Regions from separate parts of the Homo sapiens genome. Here region 1 is linked to region 2. The links are chromatin loops, found by intact Hi-C in ENCODE. Cell type or tissue: mammary epithelial cell. All regions are shown on one strand. Each heading gives the region's core, and the rest is flanking DNA. Links, peaks and the distances in the headings are about the cores only.

Region 1 (9,727 bases), core at 1,025-9,024, 57 kb before region 2:
GGCACGAAAATCGCTTGAGCCCCACAGGCAGAGGTTGCAGTGAGCCAAGATCGCACCACTGCACTCCAGCTTGGGCTACAGAGTGAGACTCCATCTCAAAAAAAAAGAAAGAAAGAGAAAAGGCCAGGTGCGGTGGCTCACGCCTGTAATCCCAGCACTTTGGGAGGCCAAGGCGGGTGGATCACAAGGTCAAGAGATGGAGACCATCCTGGCCAACACGGTGACACCCCGTCTCTACTAAAAATACAAAAAAAATTAGTTGGGCATGATGGCACGCACCTGTAGTCCCAGCTACTTGGGAGGCTGAGGCAGGAGAATTGCTTGAACCCAGCAGGCGGAGGTTGCAGTAAGCCTATATCATACCACTGCACTCCAGCCTGGCGACAGAGTGAGACTCCATCTAAAAAAAAAATCAAAAAACAAAATAAAACCTCTTATTTTGAAAATGTTCAAATATACACAGAAGTATAGAGAGAAGAGTAGAATGGATGCCCATGTGCCCAGCATCCAGCCTCAGGAACTACCAGCCTCCTGCTGTTTTATTTTCTCTATCCATCCTTCACATCTTTTTTTTTTCTCGTTTTACTCACAAATACTTAAGTATGTAAGTAGATACACTTCACCCACATAATAGAGAATACTCTATACATGTATTCATGGGTCAAAGGGGTCCCTGAGATACACACAATTCATACTCATCCCTCTGAACACTGCAAGCGTCGTGTGGAGCCATTTGCTTTCCCACACACTCGCTTTCTGCCGCAGCAAGGCTGGACCCTGCTGGAGTGGTGATGTGCAGGAACTGCCTCATAGCTCAGGTGGTAAAGTTATTTGGCTGGGAACTGAGTCTCTCCCCACATGCTGTCACACCCTTCCCGGCCCTGACAAACACAAAGAGATGCATCCCATTGAGTCACCCACTTGGCTGAACCGTGTACCTGGTAACCTCCTTGGGAGGTTCTTTGGAGGGTATTTTTCTCCTCTACACAAAGCATGCCTGCGAAGTAAGCTGAGAATGACAAAAACAGGAAAGCCCAATCTTGCAGAGACAGAGGGGCCAAGGCCTGCATGATAATGCGGCCCAAATTCATAGCTCAGACCCAAAAGAAAACAAATGTTCCATTCTTTCTGTGTCCACCTCTAAACTAAGCAATACAGTGAGGGCAGTAAATTGCAATTACAAGTAAGAACTTTAGCAGTTGCTGATCATAAAATGAAAAGGGACAAATATGTTTATCCTTAACAGGGTCACAAATAATTCCACAGCTGTTAATTTTGGCAGCCACGACTCTGCAGGCAGTATGGGCTCATGGTATACTATCTTCATTGTCACCTCGGACAAAGATCCTGTTGGCCAAAGGCACACAGGCATCTTCAGGAAAACTAGATTTAAATGGTAAGATTAAAAAACACAGTCATTATTTAAAAGCACAAGAAAGGTTTCTTTTTTAAAGTTCACTAACAAATCCAGAGAGTGATGAAAGCCAATGCTTTATCCACTTATCAACACAGATCACATGACTGCTTTCAGATGACTCACTTGGCCAGATTTACTGACCAGGACCCTGCACAAAATACTACAGAGAAGACCAACGTTGACAGAGGATGTCTATGTCCTGTGTTCTGCCCACATGAAACCAGCTACCTCCAACCCTCCCTGTCCCTCCTCCAAGGGGTGTGTCTCCGAGTCCCCCGAATCAGTCACCTGTGCTCCATCTCCACCACCATCAGACCTGAGACTCTCAAAGGTCAGAGACGGGCAAGCAGCAGCCACTCAGTGAGAGAGGGAAAGGGATGGCAGGCAGGCCCCAGCCTCAGACTAAGCCAGCATTGGAGAAACTCAAAGGTGTTCAGGTTACTGTCACTTATTTTTCAGAAAAACAAAATAGGATTTAGAAAAGCTATCATCTGTGCACATACCAAATCATTCTTCATGAGCAGAGTTTTCACCCCAATCACCACCCTGACTGTGCCCTCCTCTGCTCGCTGTGAGATGCCATCTCAAACAGCTCCCAAATGGCCCTTCCTAGGACAAACACAAGCCTCAGCTCAGACAAACAGGGCTGCACAATGTGCGTGTTCCCTCAACTTCTCCAGCAAATGCTCACTTCAGTTAAATTGAGGAGAAAAGCTGCTCCTAACTGAGCAGCAAGAAGGGAAAGATAAGGCGTGCAAAAACAGTATCACATCTGAAAAGTTACCCTCCACCTTACCCCAGCCTTACCCTAACTTTACCTCACCTTACTCCAACTGTAGGCCACCCTACCCCAACCTTACCCCACTTTACCCCAACCTTGTTCTATCTTATCCCAGCATTATCCCACCTTACCCCACTTTACCCCAACCTTGCTCTATCTTATCCCAGCCTTACCCCACCTTACCCCATCCTTACTCCAACTTTACCCCAACCTTTCTCTATCTTATCCCAGCCTTACCCCACATTACCCCACTTTACCCCAACCTTGCTCTATCTTATCCCAGCCTTACCCCACCTTACCCCATCCTTACTCCAACTTTACCCCAACCTTACTCCAACCTTACCCCAAGCTTACCCCACTTTACCCCAACCTTGCTCTATCTTATCCCAGCCTTACCCCACCTTACCCCATCCTTACTCCAACTTTACCCCAACCTTTCTCTATCTTATCCCAGCCTTACCCCACATTACCCCACTTTACCCCAACCTTGCTCTATCTTATCCCAGCCTTACCCCACCTTACCCCATCCTTACTCCAACTTTACCCCAACCTTACTCCAACCTTACCCCAAGCTTACCCCCACTTTACCCCAAGCTTACTCCAACCTTACCCCCTTACTCATCTTACTCCAACCTTACCCCAACTTTGCCAAACCTTACTTCATCTTAGCCCACCTTACCCCAACCTTACTCCGCCTTACCTCAACCTTATCCCACCTTACCCTAACCTTATTTTACCTTACCCCAACTTTAGCCACCGTATACCAACCTTACTCCACCCTTAACCTCATCCTTACTCCATCCTACTCCACCTTGCTCCAACCTTACTTTCAGTAAAATGGCAATGATAATCATATCTAACTCATGGGGATGTTGTGAAAATCAAATGAGAAAATACATATGAAGCACTCAATAAATATTAACTATTTTAATTAGCCTTTGAAGATTTTAAATTTGGTGAAAATTTATAAACAAAAACTCCATGTTTATTTGTAAATTAAATCAGAGTAAACCGTTATTGTTACTTCACTTAAAACATTAATTTGCTATTTATTTATTAAGATGGAGTCTCGCTCTGTGACCTAGGCTGGAGTGCAGTGGCACGATCTCAACTCGATGTAGCTTCCGCTTCAGTAGCTGGGACTACTGGCGTGTGCCACCACACCTGGCTAATTTTTTTGTGTTTTTAGTAGAGACAGGGTTTCATATATTGGCCAGGCTAGTCTCAAACTCCTGACCTCAAGTGATCCGCCTACCTCGGCCTCCCAAAGTGCTGGGATTACAGGCATGAGCCACTGTGTGGGCTTAATTTGCTATTCACATGGATCTGGCTGGAGCAATTAAACACCTCTGAGATGAAGCTCAGATAGCCAAGGAAAAGGCAGAGTCCTTCTGGCCACAGTGTAGTCTCTGGCAAGAAGCTAATTCCACCAGGCCTTCATCTTCTCAACCATAAACAAGGGGTGTGGTTGTTTATGGTTGAGAACAAAGTGAATGTTGTCAAAGGGGTGTGTATTCTGAAGAGTAGTTATAAGGCATACCAACAACCGCTGTTCTTCTCTTGTGCAGCTAGTGAGTGCAGAATATATGCCCCTTTGATAACACTCATTTTGTGCTGAGAGCACCACTCAGCAGAGGAGGAGGCTCCAGGCTCCAGGCAGAGCTGTACAGCGGTATGAGGAGGCCAGTTCCAGCCCTGGGTCCTCCCATGAGACCCTGGGATCTTGGATGCACCTGGCTGAACACTTACCACCAGCTCCCTCTATCCACACAAACACTGACACACAGGAAATCCCCAGATGTTATGACACCAGTGCAAGAGCTTAGAGGGCCTATTCTCGAACTGCCACTTAATGATGGTTTGGCCAAACAGGATACATGCCAGCCCCTGGCTCCTGCCAGCCAGCACAAGGTGACCCTGCAGCCTACTCTTGCCTTGCAACTGGAAAAGTCTCTCTCTCTCTCTCTCTGCTCATCTCCCTCTTTTCTGGGAGTGTTAATATGGATGATAGTCAAATCTGTTCTAATTGGGCCCTTGATTTTTAGCTCAACCCATATTTCCTGTGTATTTTCTGCTGAGGCCATCCAGCTGAATCCCTGGCACCCAGAACACCAACAGATACTCAGTAAATACTCGTTGAGTGAATCACTCCAACATTATGAGGTAGGTCTTGTCATCCACATTCTGCAATATGAGGCAAATCGCCAAGGCTAAGTGAACTGGTCAAGATGACTTGGCTAGTAAATTGCCATTAGGTACCTCCATGGAGATGCTCCCCAGGCCTCATGCACCTGGTGTGCAGCACTGACCTCACCTCAGCCCTCCCTCCTCATCCTGCACTTCCCCACCCCACCATCCCCCAGCCCACTCTCCTTCCTGAACTCCCTGTGTCAGCTCCAGCTTCCACTCTCTTTCACCAGCACTTCCTACAGCCACCTCTCGCTCCTAGCTTCTCGCCTTTACAACCGTTCTCCACGAGGCACCAGGGCAAGCTGCCCTAAACCCAAATCTGACCAGGCCCTTCTCTGCCTAAGGCTCTGCAATGGCTCCCCACCCTCTAGAGAATAAAAGTCAAGCTCCGGTTTTACACTCCAGCATCTGCTTCTAGTTCTCCAAACACATCACAAACTCCCTGGCCTTCCTGCTTGCGTTCCTACTGTACCTAGGGGACCCATCTCACACTGCCTGTGAACTCCCATTTCTGCCAAGCTCAGGTCCCACTTCTCTAGGAAGCCCCCCTGCCCTCACCCCTAGGTCCAGGTCAGGCAGGGACAGCTGTAATCCTCAACATCACAGGGTATAGATACAATTACCTAGTTATGTGTCCACCTGCCCTATTCAAGTAGAAGCACCTGAGGGCAGAGACTAGGTCTTTTTTGATCTTTGGATGCTGAGTGCCTGGCACAAGGTCTGCACTTGGTGGACACTTCAGTGTCTTAATGATTCAATTCACCCAGTTTTCCAAACCTAGGCATCATCTTAGTTTCTGCTCTAATCGGGAGCCTGTCAATTACTCTGCCCAAAATCTCTCTGGAATCCTTCTTTCTCCCTCCCCACTGCACTCCTGAGCTCAGGCCCTCATTATTCCCTGGACTGAGACTAACTTCCTTCCTCCGAAATCCCCTTTGTATAATTACAATTCCTGTCTGGTTCCTGTAAGTCACTTTACTGAAACACACATCTTATGTAAATTCCACGCCTAAAGACCCTCTGCAGCGTTTCAGGACCTGCAGATGAAGGGGGCTTTCAAGACACTCCCCATGCCTTTCCCACCTCCCGCTCCAAGCCCACCTCTTGCCTCCCTACGAGCCCAACACCGCTCTAGCGATCATTCCCAGAACTCTCTAGACACATCTATGCCCTATGCAGGCTTTCAGGCACCTGCTGTGCCAGGATGCTCCTAGGGCCATCTCTCGTCTCGGCCATCTCCCGTCTTATCCTTCAAGTTCTGGTTCAGAGGTCATCTACTTGACGAAACCTGAGCTGCCCCCTCCTCCCACTCAGAACTCATCCCCTGCCTCTCCTCTCTGACCCCAGGCACTTTCACCGCCACTCCTTACACCACAAGGTCCCTGCCCCACCTTCCTGGCACCAGGCTGCAGCACCCAACGCAAGCGCGTGCAACCAGTCATTAAGCGGCCGCCCCGTTTCCTTCCATTTAACCTTGCTGCGTCGAACATATCGTGCACCCTCTTCATCTCAACAATGGGAAGAAAGAGTTCCAGGGCTATGACGTGCCTGGCCCAAAGCCACGCTGTGGGGCAGAGCTGGGACCTAGGCCTTCTAATTGGAAATCTTATTTATGCGCAGCACTGAATGCGCGGGTCGGCAGTGAGGACCCCAGGGGTCCGGGGTTGAGGGGGCCGTGCCAGCTGCTTCCGCACCATGGCCACCCTGCTCATGAGGACTCAAGTCCGTGCATTTGCTGAAATTTGGTCTCCTTCCACTCTCGGTTGACTAGAACCATTCTCTCCTTCCCGCAGCTGATACGAGAACTTGGGGGGCAGTTGCTGTCTAGTGATCCCCACGTCGGAGCGGAAGCCCGCGGCGCCACACACGCACCACGCACGCCTCGCACATGCGCAGCCCTCGCTCTCGCACGCAACTCGTGGCCACCTAGCCTAGAGGCGGCTGCCAAGCGTCCTGGCTGAGGGATGGCGGGACCCCAGGCGGCTGGAGTGGAGAAAGTTGACCGCCCCCGTCTTTTCTGCCCCGTGGGTGGCTACTGCGTGCCCCCAAGTAACCCAGAGGTTGAGGGCCCCCCAGTGCGCGGCGGCCGGGGGTCAGGATGCGGGACTCCCCTCCACCGCCATGATCTCGCAGTGTGGGGGAGCGCTCGGGGACAGAAATGAGGCCCGAGATGTGTGCCTTCTCCTTGCTCCTGACCGCTGACTTCGTTATTCCAAATACGCAGCCGAAACCATCGCTCTTGCAGGTGCAGCTTTTCTCTGCCTCTCCTATGTGGAAAGCAGCGCAGCGTGGACTCCAGCCAAACTCCCTCGATTGGATTGCAGCTCTCTGGCTCTCTGTCCCTGTGACCTTGGGCAGTTTACCTCCTCTATGTCTCAGTTTCCTCAGCTGTGCAAAGGGGTTACTGATCCTGCTTAATGGGGTGGGTTGTTGTGAAGAGGAAATGAGTTAACATAAGTAGAGAAAGAGACTGGTGCCTGGCAAGCACTATGTGAGTGTTTTGATGTTATTATTGCTGTTTTTATTAGAGCTGTGTGTAACGGGACGTTTAATGAGCCTTTTCCTGTTACCCTGGAATTAGTGAGTCAGGGCACAAAGGTGAGTACCCAGAGGCATTCAGTATCCCACACTGTAAAGGCAGCACAACATGGCAGCACCCAGAGCTTATTGTTAGAGGGCTGAAGAGCCAGCCCTGCCATTCTGAACCACCACCACCCTACCCTCAGGCTTACATAACTGGACAACGGGGGAGGGATGGGGCGGGAGGAAGGGTAAGAGTTTCCCTAAGCAGCTTCCTGGGTGCAGAAATAGGGAGGGTGCGGTGCTATTACTAAAGCCAACAGGGTGTAGCTCAAAGAGAGTTACCATAATGACTTCAGATGCCTAAAAAAGAGAGGCTGGCATCTTCCCTGATTGGATGTCTGCTTGGACAGTGTGAGCTTGCTAGACTGCCTTTATACCTGGCTTTGAAGAAATCTAGAAAACTCAGAGACCTCTGGGCAAGGGTCTTCAGGGGGCTTCCCTGTCATTGCTTGTGCTGTCCAATGCCAGACCACATCCACTAGGCAAGAGGCTGTGGAGCAAACAGCAATAGGGAGTAACACTGATGGCAAAGCTAGTTGGAGTTGGGAGTGAAGGAGGTTGAGCTAGAGCTCGTTTCCCATATCAGAACACTCTATACTGAAGATACCCTGCAGAGCCTTTGGAAAAACTTACATGAACTCCCCATGAAAGAAGGTCAGTGGGGCTGGGCGCGGTGGCTCATGCCTGTAATCCCAACACTTCAGGAGGCCAAGGCGGGCAGATTACGAGGTCAGGAGTTCGAGACCAGCCTGACCAACATGGTAGAACCCCGTCTCTACTAAAAATACAAAAATTAGCCAGGCGTGGTGGCACTTGCCTGTAATCCCATCTACTCAGGAGGCTGAGGCAGGAGAATTGCTTGAACCCAGGAGGCAGAGGTTGCAGTGAGCCGAGATCACACCACTGCACTCCAGCCTGGGTGACAGAGCGAGACTCCGTCTCAAAAAAAAAAAAAAAAAAAAAAAAGGTTAGTGTACAGACTGGCCTCACAGAGATCAAAAACAGCTAGTTGGAGAACTTAAGTTACCTGATTTTAACACTTTAGGGAGGGATTAGATCATGAGGACTCCAACTTCATGAATAGATTAGTGCCCTTATAAAAGGGCCCAAAGGAACCAGCTAGCCCTTTTATGCCTTTCCATCTCTTTCACCGTGAGTACACAGTGTTCATTTCCTCAAGAGGACACAACAAGGCACCATCTTGGAAGCAGAGAGCGAGCCATCACTGGACACCAAACCTGCAGGTGCCTTGATCTTGGACTTCCCAGCCTCTATAACTGTAAGTGATGAATTTGCTGTTTACAAATTATCCAGTTTCAGGTATTTTGTTATAGCAGCACAAACAGACTAAGACACATAATTTTAAAAATTGATTAATCATACTGCATCAAATTTTAAACTTTGACCACTTCAAAAGACACTATTAGACCAGTGGTTGGTTGCCAGGGGTTGCATTTGAGGGGAGGGGATTGACTAGAAGAGGGTATAGGGAAATTTTGGGAGGGTGATGGGAAAATTCTATATCTTGATTGTAGTGGTAGAATTCGCAGAACTCTGCCTAAAAAGGGTGAGTGTTATTAAATGTAAATTATACTTCAATAAACCCAGAGAAAATTAATTTTTAATAAGACCTCATTTAGACAATGAAAGACAAGCTACAGACTAGGAGAATATCTAAACACATATCTCATAAAGTATTTCTACTCAGAATACATAAAGAACTCATTTGGCTCTATAAGAAAATTGCAAACAGGCTGAATGCAGTATCTTAGCATTTTGGGAGGCCGAGGTGGGCAGATCGCTTGAGCCCAGGAGTTTGAGACCAGCTTGGGTAACATGGCAAAACCCCATCTCTACAAAAAAAAAAACAAGTTAGCCAGGTGTGGTGGTGCATGCCTGTAGTCCCAGCTGCTCAGGAGGCTGAAGTGGGAGAGTCGCCTGAGTCCAGGAGGTAAAGGTTGCAGTGAGCTGTGATTGCACCACTGCACTCCAGCTGAGTGACAAAGTGAGACCCTGTCTCAGTAGATAGATAGATAGATAGACAGATAGGTAGATTGATTGATTGATTTACAAACAAAATAATATTTCACCAAAGAAGAAATACAATACAGATGACACATAAGTACCTGAAGGATGCTTGGCCATCATCTGTTGTTAGAGAAACACAAAACCACCAGTGAGACATCACTAAACCAGTACATGTCCACTTGAATGACCCAAATTAAAAAGACTAACAGTAGCAAGTGTTGATGAAGATGTGGAGCAACTAGAATTCTCACATATAGCAGGTAGGAATGAATGCAAAATGATTAGGCCAATTTGGAAAACATTTTGGTAATTTCTCATGAAGTTGTAACCGCTTAACCATTCAGCTCAGCAATCCTACTGCTAGGTACTTAGCCCAGAGACATAGAAACATGTCACCACAAGACTTACCTATAGCAAAATGTTCATAGAAGCATTATGAATAATAGTCAAAAAGTGGAGGCCGGGCACAGTGGCTCATGCCTGTAATCCCAGCACTTTGGGAGGCCAAGGCGGGCAGATCACCTGAGGTCAGGAGTTCGAGACCAGCCTGACCAACATGGTGAAACCCGTCTCTACTAAAAATACAAAAATTAGCCGGGCATGGTGGTGCATGCCTGTAATCCAAGATACTCAGGAGGCTGAGGCAAGAGAATCGCTTGAACCGAGGAGACAGAGGTTGCAGTGAGCCAAGATTGCACCACTGTACTCCAGCCTGGGTGACAGAGCGA
Region 2 (9,007 bases), core at 984-8,983:
AAATGAGGAGGCTCATCTTTGAACACAGCCTAGAGGACGTCAAGGCCCATGCTCTGTCCCTAGTTTATCTTTGACATTACCTGGTTGATAGAACACATGTCATCTGTCATCATTTTACTGGTTAGTTCAGCGGCAAAAGAAAAGTTCAACTTCCTGTTAGCACATTTTGTTTGAAATAGCCCCCGGCATAAACTCTCATCCTCGAAGCAGAGGAGGACTTCAATTATTGACATGTCACATCTGGGAGGAGCCCCATGTCGGCTAGGTGAGGACCCCTGCCCTAAAGCCAGCCAAGTTAGGAGTGTGTTCCACGCCAACGCAAAGAGGGGGTTAGGCCACACAGAAGACAAAGCCAGGCACAGGAAATCAGCTTAGTGGACAAGCTGTTGCTGGGAAGCCAGTCGGTGCTACAACCATCCCGCTTTCCCTGACCTGCAACAATAGGACACAAGCCCCAGCCCTGTTCACTCTGCAAGGGCCCCTCCCTACTTGTCTGAGTGACTTAGACAGCCAGTGATGAATCAGAGCTTGAGAGAACTGGAAGGTTCCTAGGGGTCAGCTGAGAAAAAGACAGCTCAGAAAAAGTAATGGATGTGCCTAGACCTTGCAGCTGGTCAACAGCCACAGGCACCCCAAGGCCAGCATCTAACTCCCCATCCAGGGAGCTCTCCAAGCACCTGCCCTCCTGTACCCACAGCACCCGCCTGGCCCCTCACCGAACACACAAAGGACTTGAGCAGGTGTTTGCTGAGCAGGCTTAGGGATGCCGGCCTAGAGAACAGCATGACATCTGGAGTGCCCTGCGGAGGCGAGACAGATGGTCAGACGAAGCCACTGGTGCTGTGACCAGGCGCCTGTGCTCTGTGGGAAGCCTGACCTCCATGAGAGAGCAGTACAGGAAAGGCCCCTGGGAGATGACGAGGTTGGTGCAAAGGCAGCTGGCAATGGTCTGCTGGGTGGCTCGCAGCTGCTTCTTGGCGAGTTCCAGGCCATGGTACAGCTTGTCCAGGTTACTCCTGTAACAGGGCAGACACATGGCTTTGGTGGTGCTTGTCAGGAACTCTTGGTAAAATACCAAAGTCACAAATAGTTTGCTTGGTTCCTGGTTCAGGAAGAGGTTTGGGGGTAAGAATTTATCTTCTTTCCCTCCTGAGTTGTCTTTCACATGAAAGGAAAGAATTTTTTAAAATGTATAAACCCACAGTAATGCAAATGAGAGGTGGAGCGGGTGCAAGTATCAGAAGACAGGAAACTAAAAGCCAACAAAGGGAAGATCCTGAAGGCCCAGGAGGACTCTGACACAGGGGAGGCTTGGGCAAGGGCTGGAGGTTGGACAAGGGATCCCCTCAAACCCAACAGATAGATTTTTACTCTTCCCCACAAAAAGGGAGGCTCCCCTCTGAGTATATGAAATGTACCATCTGTGAATAAGTAGAATCCTCAAGCAAAGCCTCTGGGCCCTACAGTGGGGAGTCCCAAAGTGTCACAGTTGGCTCCTGCCTGCTAAGGTGAAACGATGTCTTATGACCAGTGAGCTGTGCCCAGATACCCATGGCCCAGCCAAGGGTCCACAATCCCGTTCTTGAATATGAAAGACATCAGACCATTTGAGAAATGCCTATGGCCTAAAAAAATAACCCTGAAGAAACAGATAATTTGGAGAACTAAAGAAAGTTAAACTGAACTCTAATTAGTATCTTCAGAGAGATGTGTGCAACTCTTACATTCCTAAACCAAGAACAGGATGCTATGAAAAAGGAAGAGTTAAAAACTAGGAAATGTTGATGGAAATTAAAACAGTTGCAAAAGATAAAACATCCACTCCAAGTCTGGAGTCAAGAAAAACTTCCTCAACATAGATAACAAGACAAAGCTATGGAAAATGTAAGGCAAAAAAATAAGACAGAGCATCGTCATTCCAGGAAGCCTGAAAAGCAAGAATAAAAAACACGGATGTTTTCTGTGGGGGGAATAGTAAAGAAATAGTAAAATAAAGATATTGTCAGATATATAAGAACTCAGAAAGTTTATCTCACATGCGCCCTTTCTTTGAATGTTACTTAAGAACTGTGCTCTAATTTAATGAGGGAGTAAATGAAACAAAGATGAAGATCCCAAGAAACATTGGACTAAACTAAGAGGCACAGCCAAGATTTGGACATCCATGGGGACAGTGGAAAGCAGGTCTAGAGAGCTGTAGGTCCAGGCTGTGGTGGGAAGACAGAACCCCAGACTCTCCAGCAAAAAGGGGCTCACAGAAAAACAGCTGGAAGGAGTTTGGAGGAGAAAAAAATGGATGTGATAAAGGAGGCAATTAAAAACAGCAGGAAAAACAAAGAGCCGTGCCAGATAGTAATCTATTACTACACATGATTGTCTCTGGAATAGTTTATTAGCACAATAAAGTAAAACTATTTGTTTACTTTCAACTTTTAAAATCAACCTGTAACCAAAGATAAGACAATTTATATCTTTTTCTCTAACCCAAGATTGTTATCAGTCTTGAAAACGTAAAAGCACAAATTTCAGAAAGTACTGAGCAGCACTGAAGAGCAAAGTAAGGCTGTTTCTACACCTTGGACATTTGTCCCCTCAAAACCTCATGTTGAAATCTGATCCAAGATCTTCGAGGTGGGGTCTAGTGGGAAGTGTTGGGTCATGGGTGCAGACCCCTCATGAATAGATGAATGCTCTCCCTGGGGCTAGGGGGTGTAAGTGAGTTCTTACTCTATTAGTTCCCGTGACGGTTGTTAAAAAGAGCCTAGTACCTTCCTCCTCTCTCTTCCTTCCTCCATTGCCACATGGTCTCTGCACCCACCAGCTCCCCTTCTGCCATGAGTGGAAGCAGCCTGAGGCCCTCACCAGATGCAGATGCCCAATCTTGAGCATTCCAGCCATCAGAATTATGAGGCAAATAAACCTTTTCTCTTTATAAATTACTCAGCCTCAGGTATTCCTTTATAGCAACACAAAATGGACTAAGAGTGTTTTAAATATCCTTTTCTTACAAAGTAGGGAGACGAGATACTAGTGATGAAAGAAGACATAAATATGTTAAAGTTACAAAGAAGTTAAAAATAGTGGCAAAACTGTACCAACAGGAGGGAAGGTGGACAAGAGTGGGATAAATGCTCCTTTGTCATAGCAGGAAGTTGGTAGACAATGTCTAAAGCCTACCCATCAATGCTGGGATGATGGCAGCAACAGTGGTAAAATAGTTTTTGGATTTTCCCAAATTTCTAGATAAAAGTAGAGCAACTAGATTGCAAAACCAAAAACCTAGGACCCACATTTGCAACAAATTAAGAGAACAAGGGAACACTTCAAACCCCAAAGTGTAAGCAGGTAAAAAGAGACCATGAACAGCCAGACAGGTATACTATCTACATCAGTGCGAGAGAAAGCCAAGAGGTAGTGAGACCTAAGAAGACTTAAAACTCCAGGCAACTGGAGAGCAGCGGCCCAAACTGAGAGTTTTGCCCTATGCAAGAGCAGGTGAGTGCAGTGGGCCAAGGGAAAGTTTAAGGAGCCTCCCTGGAGTGCAAGGAGTCCTGGTAATGAGCAAGGGGTCCTGTTAAACAGCAAGGGAGCCTGGTAAAGTATAAGGGGGCATGGTAAAGAGCAAGGGGCCTTGCTGAAGTGTAAGGAGACTATAGTAAAGAGTAAGGGGCCCAGCCTGACCAACATGTCTCTACAAAAAATACAAAAATTAGCCAGGTGCAGTGGCACATGCCTGTAGTCCCAGCTACCTGGGAGGCAGAGGTTGCAGTGAGTGGAAATCATGCCACTGCATGCCAGCTTAAGTGACAGAGTAAGACCCTGTCTCAAAAAAAAAAAAAAAAAAAACCTCCAGTGAATCATACTCCTAATGTAAGGGCTAAAACTATTAAAGTGTTAGTAGAAAAAATAATGTGAAATCTTCATGACCTTGGGTTAGGCAATGGTTTCTTAGATATGACACCAAAAGCACAAGAAACAAAAGAAAAAGTAGGTAACTTAAATGTCATCAAAATTAACAAATCTTATACTTCACAGGACACTGCCAAAGTGAAAAGTCAGCCTACAGAATGGGAGAAAATACTTGCAAATTACTTATCTGATAAGGGATTTGTATGTAGAATATATAAAAGTTTTAGGCTGGGCACGGTGGTTCATACCTATAATCCCAGTGCTTTGGGAGGCCAAGGCTGGAAGACTGCTTGAGCCCAGGAGTTTGAGACCAGCCTGAGCAACATGGTAAGATCTCATCTCTACTAAAAATTTAAAAATTAGCAGGTGTGGTAGCTCATGCCTGTAATCCCACCTATTCAGGAGGCTGAGGTGGGAGGATGGCTTGAGCCAAGGAGTTTGAGGCTGCAGTGAGCCATGACTGCACCACTGCACTCCAGCTTGAGCAACAGAGTGACACCCTGTCTCAAAAAAAAAAAAAAAAAAAGACAAAGGACTTGAATAGACAATTCTCCTAACAAGATACACAAATGACCAATAAGCACATGAGAAGATGCTCAACACTATTAGTCATCAGTAAAATGCAAATCAAAACCATAACGAGATACCACTTCATACTCACTAGGATGAATGTAATCCAAAAGATGGACAATAACAAGTGTCGGTGAGGATGTGAAGAAATTGAAACCCTCCCTCCTGGTGGGAATGTAAAATGGTGCAGCTGCTGTGGAAAAGTCTGGCAGTTCCTCAAAAATCTGGCAGTTCCTTGAAACCTAGTGTTACCATGTCACCCAGCATTTCCACATGTAGGTATATAACCAAAAGAAACAAAGACATGACTACACAAAAACTTGTACATGCAAGTTCACAGCAGCATTAGTCATAATTGTCAATAGGTGGAAACAAACCACATGCCCATCAACTTATGAATGGATAAATGAAATAGAATATATCCATCCAATGGAATATTATTTATAATAAAAAGACACTGGCCGGGCATGGTGGCTGATGCCTGTAATCCCAGCACTTTGGGAGGCCGAGGCAGGTGGATCAAGAGGTCAGGAGTTCAAGACCAGCCTGAACAACACGGTGAAACCCCGTCTCTATTAAAACTACAAAAATTAGCCAGGCTTGGTGGCATGCGTTTGTAATCCCAGCTACTCGGTAGGCTGAGGCAGGAGAATTGCTTGAACCCAGGAGGCGAAGGTTGCAGTGAGCCGAGAGCGTGCCACTGGACTACAGCCTGAGCGAGAGTGAGACTCTGTCTCAGGTGGCGGACGAGGGAAAAGACATATAATCCCGATACATCCTACAATATAGATGAGCCTTGCAAATATGATGCTAAGTGAAGAACCCGGTCACAAAGAACCATATCTTATATGATCCCATTTGTATGAAATGCTCAGAACAGCCAATTCATAAAGACAAAAGGGAGACTGGTGGTTGCCAGAGGCTGGGAGGATCTCTCTGGGGCAACAAAAATGCTCTAAAATTAGATAGTGGTGATTGCTGCACAACCTTGCAAAACCTAACTGCAACCTACTAAAAGTCATTGCAGGCTGGGCACAGTGGCTCATGCCTGTTCCTCCCAGCACTTTGGGAGGCTGAGGTGAAAGGATTGCTTGAGCCTAGGAATTTGAGACCAGTCTGGGCCACATAGTGATACATCTTTACAAAAATTTTTAAAATTAGCAAGGCGTGGTGGCATGCACCTGTTGTCCCAGCTACTCAAGAGGCTGAGGTAGGAAGATTGCTTGAGACTGGGAGGTCAAGGCTGCTGTGAGCTATGATCATGCCATTGCATTCCACCCTGGGCAACAGAGCGAGACCCTGTCTCTAAAAAAATAACAATAAAATAAATAAAAGCCATCACATTGTACATTTTAAATGGGTGAATTGTATGGCATGCAAATTGTATCTCAATAAAGCAGTGGAAAAAAAAGTGTGCTTGGGAGCAGAACCAGGAAATCCCAGAAAGCAGGCCCCCATATATACATATGCATCTTTACCACTGCACAAAAGCAACAGAAGTGGCAGCTCTGTGAAGCCAGAAAAGCTGTCTGAATCATGCCTCCTCCTCCTAAAAAGTCAGGGAAATGAAATTTATACATAAAAAGCATGAGAGAAGTAGCAAAGTCAAATCCCCTCAAAGTCACTATTAGAAAAAAAGAGAATAAGGGACAGAATAACACCTCTCTGGATAATGAAAGTACACTAATGTGAAAGTTGCAGATCCCAGGATGAAATCACTTTTTGACAGGCCCAAACAAATTAAAGCTGGGAAAGCACCAAGGAGAGCTCCTGCTTGCATGTCTGGAATAAAGACTCAAAGACTTTCTAAATAACCCCACAAGAAATCCCTTCTTTAGGACTGCAACAATTCAGATAAGATGCTCTTAAAATATAACACTTGCCCAGTAATGCATCTTCACCACTGAACTGACGCCAACTCTGGCTCTGAGTCTCTGAAACCAATGAATTGTTTCCAAGCTAGCTTTCGTGAACTTCTCCTTTTGCCAATAAAAGTGTCCCCTTAGCCTCCTCTCTTTGGATGCATATTTGGCTTGCCATAGCTGTGCATCGCAGACACTATAATCCTCTTTTCTAATTCCCAAATAAATTCAGTGTATTTGGAGATATTTTTCTCTGATGTCTTTAGTCTGACACTAGACAGACATGCTAAAAAAAAGATCCAAATTGTCACATTCCATTTCAAAACAAGCGAAAAGACATGGAAAAATATAGGACATCTCAGGAAGTGAGATAAGAAAGAATTGGAAAATTAAAAAATTGAGAAATGACAACTATAAGATTAAACACAAGAACGAATATACATAACAAATAATGCCTTTTGTTAAGAGATACAAAAGGTAAAAAAAGAGAAAATTTTAAAAATCAAAAAGAAAAAAAAGCCAAAAAAGATTCAAGAGAAAGTGACAAATACTGAAGAGGGGCAGGTAATGTGTCAGGTGCACACCACACTGGCACTGTGATTCCAGTTCACCCAAGCAGTTTCTGCAGGACACAGTCACTCCCACAGCCCTGGGGTCCCCGTAACTGACCTCCCTGGGCAGTGTGAGAACCAGTGGTGGCCCCATGAGGCAAACCCACAGCCCTCCTGCTACCTGGAGAGGCTGTCCAGAGCCTGGATGAAGTGATCTGTCCCTGAGCCATCCTTCTCGGGGCTCTCCATCAAAGACATGGTGGCAAAGACCACGTCGCTGGCCAGAAACTTGTGCTTGAACCCAAAATGAATGCTGAAAGTCTGCACGCGCATGTCCTTCATCCTGTCATGGGAGCAAACACAGCTGTCACCCTCAAATTGTGGGCAAGCTCTCACTGCCAGGCAGGCCAACAGATGTGCTAATGTCCCTCACAGGCCCAAGTCAATGCTTCCAGCACAGCCATGCTGCTCAGAGGATGAGGCAGGTCAGAACGTCCAGACATACCAGCCCTGCAGCCCAGAGTGGCCGGGTGCCTTCTTGTCAACAGCTTTATGGCTGGCTTAGGGGGTGTGTGGGGTCCTCTCTCACACCTTAGCATGCCAGCTGGCTGGGGTGGGAGAAGCCAGGGGCCTCCAGGAGTGCCCATGGACTTGGTCGGGCAGAGTTCACCTGAACCTGGCCCTGTGGCCCATTTGCTGTCTCCAGTGAAACAGACTGGGGTCGACCTCACAGGTCCCACAGCAGCCCTAGGATCCAAGGATCCTAGGATCCTAAACCTCACAAGCTTGAAGAAGTCTTATTTTTAACCCAAAAAGAACTCAAGACTTCAGGAATGGCCAGACTCAGATAACACTCATTTGTACATTCTCGGGTTGTTGTTTTTTTTGCATTATTTTAGGAGCACGTTGGTTTTTTTTGCATTATTTTAGGAGCACAGTTAAAGTAGAACCCTTCACTTTAATGAACCTGGATGTAATGAAGATAAATCCAGAAAAATGTGTGTTTACCCAAATTTATTTGCAGACTCTTCAATCATTTCCCGCAAATTCTCCTTCAAGGAGATGTCCATGGCCTGGAACTTCTGCTTCACCTGCTTCAGGGGAAGACTGGAAAGAGCAAGCCCAAGCCACATGAGTGAGGTCACCACACACCGACAGGGTGGAAAGAAACCCAAACCAAGGGCAAGCGAGGATGTCCCCGCACCAGCATTCAGAAGATATTCTGGGATCTAGGGCAAGGAGCTTATGGCAGAACAGGCTGCATTTTATAACTAAGTTGGTCACAACAAAGCAGAGGGGCTTTTCCCTTGGGGGTGGCCAGGGCTGGCACTGCAGAGGCCCAGGCAGTCACTCACCCCATGTCTGCAAGGAACTCCTGGAGCCGCTTCTGTCCATGCACAGACCACAGCTTGAACCTGGCTGCGGTATAGCTGGTGTTGCACAGGCTGTCATGGAGGGACCAGTGCTGGTAGAGCACCAGGCGGAGGCTGGGCCTGCAGTCAAGGAGCATGCAAGCACCCACTGGCCGCCCTGAGCACTCTCGTAACTCCAGCAGGTGGGCCACTCTGATGGCGGGGCCCTTTCTCACCAGGCCTGCCTGCAAAACCAGGTATCCCAAGAGTGACCTGGAGCCCTTTGACCTTCTTAGCTTAAGCTGACCCATACAGAGAGCCTGTGAAGTGACAGGCATAGACCACCATCCGTCTGACAGGCAGAGAATCTGGAGCACAGGGGTCTGCAAAGTCCAGGTGCTGTGGTCACATGGAGCAGTCATGGCCACACATGACGTAGGAGGCTGGGCGTCACCAGCTTGTCGTCCTGCACCTCCTGCTCCACCTAGCCCAGCCCTCCCTACAACCCATTCCTCCGGAGAGCCCTCCACTGGGACCCCATCCACGAAGCGCCCCCATCCTCAGCCCTTTTTTCGTTTTTTTTTTTTGAGACGGAGTCTCGCTCTGTCGCCCAGGCTGGAGTGCAGTGGCACGATCTCGGCTCGCTGCAAGCTCCACCTTCTGGATTCACGCCATTCTCCTGCCTCAGCCTCCCGAATAGCTGGGACTATAGGCACCCGCCACCATGCCTGGCTGATTTTTTGTATTTTTCGTAGAAACGAGG

What was found. A loop is a pair of places that touch in the nucleus more often than their neighbours do. Peaks named below come from ENCODE experiments on the same cell type or tissue, not always from the same donor. Only the 100,000 strongest peaks of a DNase experiment are listed, where the experiment ranks them.
Region 1: it touches region 2 in a loop (2.3-fold over the local background); 26 of 110 quality-filtered maps call a loop at or near these places.

The regions. Positions count from the first base shown.
Region 1 is chr22:19,563,389-19,573,115 of GRCh38, reverse strand. It overlaps LINC00895 (long intergenic non-protein coding RNA 895), which reads left to right and starts at 6,277. Exons shown (of 1, transcript NR_024381.1): 1 at 6,277-6,986. RefSeq lists a silencer at 5,343-5,678. In mammary epithelial cell, for the core only: no CTCF peak of the experiment used is centred there; DNase peaks (open chromatin) are centred at 4,005, 4,355 and 7,025; H3K27ac peaks cover 1,335 bases.
Region 2 is chr22:19,506,758-19,515,764 of GRCh38, reverse strand. CDC45 (cell division cycle 45) reads right to left here. Exons shown (of 19, transcript NM_003504.5): 11 at 8,248-8,379; 12 at 7,901-7,999; 13 at 7,074-7,235; 14 at 878-1,016; 15 at 717-800. Among named protein-coding and RNA genes, the nearest start is that of CLDN5, 13 kb to the left of the region's middle. RefSeq lists enhancers at 281-781, 782-1,282, 8,893-9,007. In mammary epithelial cell, for the core only: a CTCF peak has its summit at 4,651; a DNase peak (open chromatin) is centred at 4,684; H3K27ac peaks cover 811 bases.